2 separate regions of the Homo sapiens genome follow, and region 1 is linked to region 2. A link is a contact called in ENCODE Hi-C or POLR2A ChIA-PET data. All regions are on one chromosome and are shown on one strand. The core of a region is the stretch at or near the end of the contact, and the rest is flanking DNA. Distances in the headings are between cores, read along the strand shown.

What was found. Hi-C counts contacts between places; a loop is a spot of excess contacts on that map. ChIA-PET counts read pairs that join two places held with the same protein, here RNA polymerase II (POLR2A). Pooled maps may share reads with other maps.
Region 1: a map of PC-9 shows a loop between it and region 2 (5-fold over the local background). The contact joins two enhancer-like sites. A Hi-C loop is called at or near these places in 4 of 168 maps with a recorded cell type or tissue (Caco-2, PC-9, mammary epithelial cell and 1 more) and 4 of 50 pooled maps. POLR2A ChIA-PET finds 5 or more read pairs at or near these places in 4 of 52 experiments (HepG2, MCF 10A, PC-9 and 1 more).

What each region holds. Positions count from the first base shown.
Region 1 is chr9:97,784,896-97,789,486 of GRCh38, reverse strand. All of the region lies in intron 5 of PTCSC2 (papillary thyroid carcinoma susceptibility candidate 2), which reads left to right. Among named protein-coding and RNA genes, the nearest start is that of PTCSC2, 66 kb to the left of the region's middle. RefSeq lists an enhancer at 2,129-3,213. Within about 2 kb of position 2,971, at least 2 of the 41 ENCODE cell types and tissues checked have a DNase peak (open chromatin) inside an H3K27ac peak, as active enhancers do; they include PC-9, where a contact is called at or near this core.
Region 2 is chr9:97,712,346-97,716,844 of GRCh38, reverse strand. PTCSC2 (papillary thyroid carcinoma susceptibility candidate 2) reads left to right here. Exons shown (of 11, transcript NR_147055.1): 9 at 3,038-3,150. Among named protein-coding and RNA genes, the nearest start is that of XPA, 17 kb to the right of the region's middle. Within about 2 kb of position 2,289, at least 3 of the 41 ENCODE cell types and tissues checked have a DNase peak (open chromatin) inside an H3K27ac peak, as active enhancers do; they include PC-9, where a contact is called at or near this core.

The sequences.
Region 1 (4,591 bases), core at 1,722-4,221, 72 kb before region 2:
CTAGCTCATTCCTGGAATGCCCTGCCCACTTCTTGTGAAAGATTTCTATTTATCCATCCCTCATGACTCAGTTCAAACACCACCTCCCCCCAGGGCCTGCCAACCCTCCTGGCCAAGGCTTGGGGGAGCTCCTTCCTCTCTACCTAGTGCTGATCTCTGCCACTTCATGTCCACATTGTTTATAGAGTGTCTGTTTATGCACCAGAACGTAAGCTCCTTGCAGGCAGGGATTTTTTCCTGTTCAACTCCATATCCCAGCACTTGTCACGCTCCTTGCTTAATACATATTAGTTGAATACTGAACAAGTTCTTCCAGCAGTCCTGTGAGGTCTATTGTGGTGACACCATTTCCAGTTAAAATATGATAAAATTAAGACTCAGAGAAGAGCAGAAGTGATGTGGGATGTTAGAGGTAAGCCAAGTCGGGTTCGTCCACCTTACCAGTGGTTTCTTTAGACAAAATATGCGTGGCTTTTCCAAGCACTGTATGCAGAGGGCAGCCAGGGACTCAGAGTCACTCACAGAGTGAGACTCTCAGAGGGCCTCCCAGCACAGTCCTTCCCAGGCTGTCCTCCTGCTTGGAAGCAACCTCGCAGTTCCACTGTTGCCCTGACATCTCCTGCTGTAAACTCTGCAAGGCAGCTGCAGCCTTCTACCTGCTCCAGTGCTCAGCTCTCCCTTCATTTTGACCTTGAAAATGCCCTCACTGTGGAGTGACAGACATTGGAGAGTTGGAAGGGTGGGAGGGGGGTAAAGGAAGAGAAATTCTTTAATGGGTACAGCGGACAATATTTGAGTGATGACTACACTAAAAGCCCAGACTACACTATCCAATGTATCCATGTAACAAAACAACACTTGTACCCCCAAGTCTATTTTTTTAAAAAAAGAAGGAAAATGCTCTCATGTTCCTGTAAGCTTAGCTGTACATTTAAAATGACTGAAAATTTTCTTACCAGCATTTCTGAGTGTTTTGTAGCAGAGAACTTTCAGGTTATTTCGTCTGACACTCTATGAGTAGTTAACCTCTTTCTTGTGTTTAGCCTTCATCTCCACCTCTCCCATTCCACCGTGATGTAGTTTTTCCAGAGGGGAAGGGCAACTGTGTTGAGAAACCTAAAGGGTGACCTCTCTTGACTCTGTCATTGCTGCTGAAGCCACTGTAGAAAGGAGTGATCCTGGGACTGAAAGATTTATAGATGGGGCTTTCCAAATCTGGGAGTGTGCTGTACAACATCCCATGAAAAGGTGTGGGGCAGGCATGAGTAGGGGAGCTTCATATATGCTTGGGGCCTCTTTCCAATCCCAGCTCTTGTCCCTCAGTCTCTGTTGCCTCCATAATCAAGTCCACTCTCCTTGGCCTGAATTTAAGGCCTTTTGCCATCTGCCCTACATACCTCTCCAGCTCCACCTCCCAATTCAACCAACCAACCATTCTACCTGGTGTGATTCCGATGCAGCCCATCTTTCCTGCCTCCAGACTGCACCTCATACTTTCTCTTCATCTTGGATACCCTCCTTCCAGGGTTTTGCTTCATCAGATCTTTCTTATTCTCCAAGGACCAGGTCCAGTATCACCCTTCAGGAAGATGGGGCACTCTTCCTGACCCCAGTGCCCCATAGCCCATCTCTGGCCCTTCCTGTGGTCCTGATGACCATACTTTGCTGGTGCTGGGGTCTGTGACCATGCAGTCCTGGGAGGAAGCCACCTTCAACTCACTCTGCTTCTGCCAGTGCTCCATGCAACATCTTGTTCATGGTAGGGGCTCACGTTTGTGTGGAATGATGAGAATGGGTGGTGGGGGCCTGGCTGCCACAGGGAGGTATGTGTAGTCTACCAAAGCAGCATGCTCCTTCCTGGTCATGAGGTGGTGACCATCTCATGGCAGCCTTGAAGTTGAAGGAAAGTGACTACTGAGGCTGCTCTCCATTTTCTCATCCAGAACTGGGGCTGGGAACTTAGAAGCAATGGAGGGAGCATTGCTTTGCTCTGAATGGAGGACAGTTTATGGCTTTCACGTTCCAGGCCCTAGGAGGAAACAAAATGCCACATCCTGAAAGATCCCTCAGCCACTATTACTCCATTGCCCAGATCATGCAGGCTCCCCACCCCGCAAGAAGCACCTCCCCAGCATCACCTCTGAATGGGGGAGCAAATGATTGGGTGGTCAGCTGATGGTAGAGGGATTTCCAAAAGTAATTTTGAGTATGCTGAGTTTTTGCCTAATATGCTGACTTCAGCCCCTAACCCCAATACCAGATATGTCTTCACCTTAGCACTGACACCTGACGTACAGTTTGTTGTATCAGTGAATGAATCCTCAAACATTAGAGTTAGGAGGAGCCATAATGGCTATTAGCTGCAATACACATTTTATGAAGAAATAAATATAATTGTAATAACTATTTATTGAGAGTGGATCTATGCTAGGTACCACACTGAGCACTTTATACGCATTATCTAATTTTATCCTTTCATCAACAATGTGAGGTGGAAGTTATCATCCCTACTTTATAAATAGGGAATAAGGCACATAGGAGTTGCATGGCCTAACAAGGTTGCAGAGCTGGTGAGTTGCGGGAACCAGATGTCTCTAGAGCCCTCTGGCTAACCCTATGCTATACCGCTGCTCACTGCATCTGGAGGAAACAGAGACTCACAGAAAGATAGTAACTTGCCTGGGTCCCCCATGCTCTCAGAAGCAGGATGGCCACTTTATCCAGAGGCGCCTTCATTCCTGGGCCTTCCAAGACATCTGGCCACAAAGACACCATGAAGAGGAAGAAGAATTTCAAGTGCATTCTAAGAGCCACATCCATTCTCTTGTTGTATAGGCAGAAAACCTGCACTCAAAGACCCAGCCAAGAAGAAAGATTTGATCGGCTGGGCAGGATCCACTTCCCATGGCGACGCCTCCTTGAGTCGCAGCTCTGGTATGAAGCAAGACTTGTTTAAGGCAGTTAAAAGCAGCAGTCTCCATTGTGTCGAGTGGTGACAGTATAATCCTCCTTAATAATTTTGTTCCCTCTCCAAACTCCCCTCCATTATGCATCCTTAAGATGTGACTTCAGATGCCTCTTTAGGTTTCTAGTCCTATGAATGCAGGAGGATTTGGTGAGAGGGGAAGCAGTAAAGAATGTCTTTACTGTGCTCAATCACGCAGAGATACTTCACTGGAAATATCTCCTGCACCCTCTGCCCCCAATATTTTTATTTTTTGATCAGAGCTATTTGTTTTATTTTTGAATGCAAATATAAATTATATACCAAAAGTAAAGATATTAAAACCTCCACATCGACATCACCTTGCTTCAATAATATCAACATATGGCCAATCTTGCCTCCTTATACCCTGTCTATTCCTACCCCCTTACCACTGCATTCATTTGAAGCAAATCCCAGATATACCTGGGATGCATATATCTTTTTATCTCTAAATACATCTTTTATCTTTAAAAAATATACACAATATTATATCACACCTAAAATTAAAAATAATTGTTAATATCACTAAATACCTAGTCTATGTTCAAATACACACACACACACACACACACACACTAATGTATATATCAGAATCCACAGACTTTGTGGATTCTGATATACACATTGAATTTGGTTGACATATCTCTTGTTTCCTTTTTTTTTTTTTTTTTTTTTTTGAGGCAGGGTCTCATTCTTTCACCCAGGCTGGAGTGCGGTGGTGCGATCTTGGCTCACTGCAAACTCCACTTCCTGGGTTCAAGCAATTTTCCTGCCTCAGTCTCCCAAGTACCTGGGATTACAGGCATGTTAAGCATGTGCCATCACAACTGGCTAATTTTTGTATTTTTAGTAGACATGGGTTTTACCATGTTGGCTAGACTGGTCTCGAACTCCAGACCTCAAGTGATCCAACAGCCTCAGCTTCCCAAAGTGTTGGGATTACAGGCGTGAGCCACCGTGCCCGGCACTTTTTTTTTTTTTTTTTTTTTTTTTTGTGAGACAGAATCTCTTCTCTCTCTTTCACCCAGGCTGGAGTGCAGTGGTGCAATCTCGGCTCACTGCAACCTCCTCCTCCTGAGTTCAAGGGATTCTTCCACCTCAGCCTCCTGAGTAGCTGGGATTACAGGTGCCCAACACCACACCTGGCTGATTTTTCTATTTTTAGTAGACAGGGTTTCACCATGTTGGCCAGGCTGGTCTGGAACTCCTGGCCTCAAGTGATCCACCCACCTCGGCCTCCCAAAGTGCTGAGATTACAGGCAGGAGCCACCGCGCCCAGCCCTTTGCCTCTTTTAATTAATATGCTCCCCTTCTTCCTTTATTAAAAAACAATTACATATTGAAGAAACTTGGTTGTCCTGTAGAATTTTCCATGTTCTGGATTTTGCTGACTGCATCCCCAGGGGATCATTTAACATGTTCCTCTGGTTCCTGGTAGTGAAGTCTAGAATTTCTATCAGATTCAGGGGAACAGAATTTGAGGGCAAGAAAGTTTTAGAGGCGGTACTGTGTATTCCTTGTTGCCTCACATCAGAAGGCACATGCTCGCTAGTTTTCTCCAGTCTTGGGTTATTGAGAAGATATTGATCAGTGGATTCAGGTGTT
Region 2 (4,499 bases), core at 1,040-3,539:
TAATAAATTTCTTATGCATTAAAATATCTGTATGATAAAAAAAAATCCACTTCTGAAAATAGTGCACTTTTTTTTTTTTTTTTTTTTTGAGATGGAGTCTCGCTCTGTCGCCCAGGCTGGAGTGCAGTGGCGCAATCTCGGCTCACTGCAACCTCCGCCCCTGGGTCCTGGTTCAAGCAATTCTCCTGTCTCAGCCTCCCAAGTAGCTGGGATTACAGGAACACGCCACCATGCCCAGTTAATTTTTTTGTATTTTTAGTAGACAGGGTTTCATCATGTTGGCCAGGCAGGTCTTGAACTCCTGACCTCGTGATCCACCTGCCTCGGCCTCCTAAAGTGCTGGGATTACAGGCGTGAGCCACCACGCCCAGCCAATAGGGCACTTATAGTAAGGAATATTTGATACATTTAAAAGCACAGCACATGTTTAAAAGAATGTGGGCAACCTCTTGGGGTTTGTTGTACTAGAATGTTTCTTTTTGTTTTTCGTTTTTTTTTTTTTTTTTGAGAAGGATCTCTTCCTGTTGCCCAGGCTGGAGTGCAGTGTCACTAGCCTGACTCACTGCAGCCTCCACCTCATGGGCTCAAATGATCCTCCTGCTTCAGCCTCCTAAGTAGCTGGAACCATAGGCTGATTTTTTGTGTGTGGAGATGGGGTCTTGCTATGTTGTCCAGCTCGTCTCAAACTCCTGGGCTCAAGTAATCCTCCCCTCTTGGCCTCCCAAAGTGCTGGGATTACAGGCATGAGCCACCATGTTCAGCCTCAGGATTTAACCTGTATCTGTTTAGGCTCAAAACCATTGTCAACATTTCTCAAAGTCATATATTGGAATTAATGGAGGGATGTGTTAATGTTTTAAAATATTGCAATTGTTACTAGCAAACATATTTAATAGAAAGTATGTTCTAGAGCAGTGGTAACCAAAATTAAATTCCATGGGACCATCATTTGGTAAGAGGTCTTAGATGTTACCTGAGAAGAGGTTCAGTGGTCAGAGATGTCAGGTAAACCCTACATCCAGATATTCAACAGGCTTATCTTTGCATGGCTTTTGGAGCCTCAAATATATTAATTTTCACTGTGAATCTCCAAAAGGAGTGCACAATATATAGCATGTGCCCATAACATTTGCCCAGAAAGTCATTTTAAAAAATCTTAGGCTGGGCATGGTGGCTCACACTCCAAGCAATTTGGGAGGCCAAAGTGGGAGGATTGCTTGAGCCCAGGAGTTCGAGACCCACCTGGGAAACATAGAGAGACCCTATCTCTACAAAATATCAAGAAAATTAGCTGGATGTGGTGGCTCATGCAGGCCTGTAGTCCCAGCTACTTGGGAGGCCGAGGTGGGAGGATCACTTGAGCCTAGGAGTCTGAGGATGCAGTGAGCTAAGATCACCCCCACTGGACTCCAGCCTGGGTGACAGACCAAGACCTTGCCTCAAAAATGAAATGAAATAAAATAAAATGAAATAGAGATCTTCCACAAAGAAGACTTCTCATTGGGATATGCAGTGTCATAGGCATGTAAAGCCTTTAAAAAATCTTTTCAATTTTAGTTTTGAGGCCATGAAGCAGAGTTTGTCTATCTCTGTTGTCACAAAGGGGGTATTTTGCTGAGTGCAGTGGCTCATGCCTGTAATCCCAGCTCTTTGGGAGGCCGAGGCGGGAGGATCACCTGAGGTGAGGAGTTCAAGACCAGCCTGGCCAACATGGTAAAACCCTGTCTCTACTAAAAATACAAAAAAATTAGCCAGGCACCTATAATCCCAGCTACTTGGGAAGCTGAGGCAGGAGAATCATCTGAACCCTGGAGACAGAGGTTGCAGTGAGCTGAGATCGTGCCATTGCACTCCAGCCTGGGCAAAAAGAGTGGAACTCCATCTCAAAATAAATAAATAAATAACAAAGGGGGTATTTTATAAATTTGAAGCTCATGTATGGGTCACAATAAACCATTTAATGAGTCATATTACATGGACCCAAAGCCTAGTTCTCATTGTTGGGGTGAGTCTCATTCAAGTCATTCCTGGCAGGAGTTCTACAGGTGCACACCACCAGAAGCCTGAAGGGACTTTTGAGCTTCATCACAAGCTCCATGCTTTGACCTCCTTTATGAAAAGGCTGAGGAATGACATGCAACCCTGCACCTCCCTCCTGCCCCCCAATACACAAATGCACACCCTTTGCTGGCATGCGAAGCGTGCTTAGAAAGGGGAGGAAAAACCCAAACCACAAAACCCCACATTCCTTTCAAGGGCTGTCTGTGTACACACCCTGGACCTTTGACTTCCTTTCCCTGGTGAGCAGGGGTTTTTCAAGGCTTTGAGTCAGGAGTTAAGGACTGTTGAGATGCAACTCTAACACGTCCTAGCCTTATGATTTCAGCATTTACCCTCTTGGGGCTCTGCTTTTCCTCTGTAAAATGGGGATAATGAGCCCTAGGACCTGTCTAACCTCCAGGACTGCTGTAAGGATAAAACAACCTTCACTATTCCCTTTATCACTTATTTAGCCAATCTTTGTCATCGCACTGAACACAGGGCATCAATTCTTTCTAAAGACCACAAAATGGCAAAGCTAATGACAAATGAAAACAATTGTAACATTTCACAGAGATGGTTCATATCCATAACACAGGAAGAGTGCTTACATACAAATTTAAATATATATGGGCCATTAAAAGTTGGCAAAAGTCAAGAATATGCATTGACTTTTGCCAATAAATGTAGAAACAAAGAAAATGATTTTGTGTGGGAGAAGCAGCACAAAGGCCAATAAACATATTTTTATGTTGATGCTCATTTTGAAATTTTGAAATTGCTTGGTTATTAGACCTGCTACTGGATGGTGTGATTTAGTGTGTTAATGATAATGCCCACGTTTTACTATGTCGCATTCTGAGACAGAGTCCTCAGGCTTTATCAGAGTGCCAGAGGTCTATGGCAAAGAATCCCTGATCTATAGGAATCTGATAAAATGAAGTATGGTGTATCCATATAATGAAATGCTGTGTTGATATTAAAATTGATGTTTTAGGTAAAGATGTAGAGCAACTGGAACTTTCATACACTGCTGCAACCACTTTGGAGACTATCAGCATTTTCCACTAAAGCTGAACATTATGGTCTAGAAATTGCACTCCTGAGCAGGTAGGTAACAAAAGTGTATACCTATGTTCACCAAAAGACATCTAAAGAATGTTCATAGCAGCTGAAATAGCTGAAACCTGGAAACAACCCCCATGTCCATCAACAGTAGAATGGATAAGTAAATTGTGATATATTTATACAAAAGAATACTATATATGTCAATGAGTGAATGAACTATAGCTATATGCAACAACATGAATCTCATTCATATACTGTTGAGTGAAAAAATATAGACAAAAATAAATACTGTATAATCTACCATATAGTTCAAAAGCCAGACAAGACCATTTTTAGAAATCAGAAGTCAGAATTATGTTGCTTTTGGGGTAAGAGGTGACAGTAACTTGGAGAGGGTCCAAAAGATTTTGGGGGATGCAGGTAATGGTCTCGTATTTTATCTTGGTGGTGAATATAAAAGCAGAGTCAATATGCGAAGATTTATACCTATGATTGTTTGCATGTTTCTGTGAGATTTACCCCTATGATTTTTTGCATGTTTCTGCTTTTATGTTCTACTTTAATCAAAAGTCTGCTTAAAAATGACATAGAAACATTTTCATGACATTGAAAGATATTTGTGTTGTCATGTTATATTAAAAAATACAGGTTTGTGTATAGTGTGCTTTCACTTATTCCCTTCAAGATCATCATACATATGTGCTTTTCAGTACATGACATATCTTTAGGAGGATATATGAGCAATTGATAGAAGTGGTTGCTTCTGGAGAGTGAGAATGGGAGAGAGATTTATTTTTTACTTCATGTCAAGGGTGTCCAATCTTTTGGCTTCCCTGGGCCACACTGGAAGAATAAGAATCGTCTTGGGCCACACATAAAATACATTAACACTAATGATAGCTGATGAGCTTTAAAAAATTGCAAAAAATTTTCATAATGTTTAAAGAAAGTTTACGAATATGTGCTGGGCCGCATTCAAAGCTATCCTGGGCCATATGTGGCCCATGGCTGTGGGATGGACAAGTTTGCTTTATGCTGTTTTGTACCTTCTGAAGATTTAACTGTGTATATGTATTGCCAATTCAATGCATAAATAAATCAGACTATAAAACTGTATAATCTCATTTTTCTGAAAATAAAGGACTGGCACTATCAATATAAAATGATAACTATGTTTACCTCTGGGTAATGGAATTATGGATTATTTTATTTTATTTTTATTTATTTGTTTATTTTTAAGACAGGGTCTAGCTCTGTCACCCAGGCTGGAGTGCAGTGGTGTGATCACAGCTCACTGCAGCCTGGAACTCCTGGGCTCAAGCAATCTTCCCACCTTAACCTCATGAGTAGCTGGGACTACAGGTGTACACCACTGCACCTGACTGATTTTT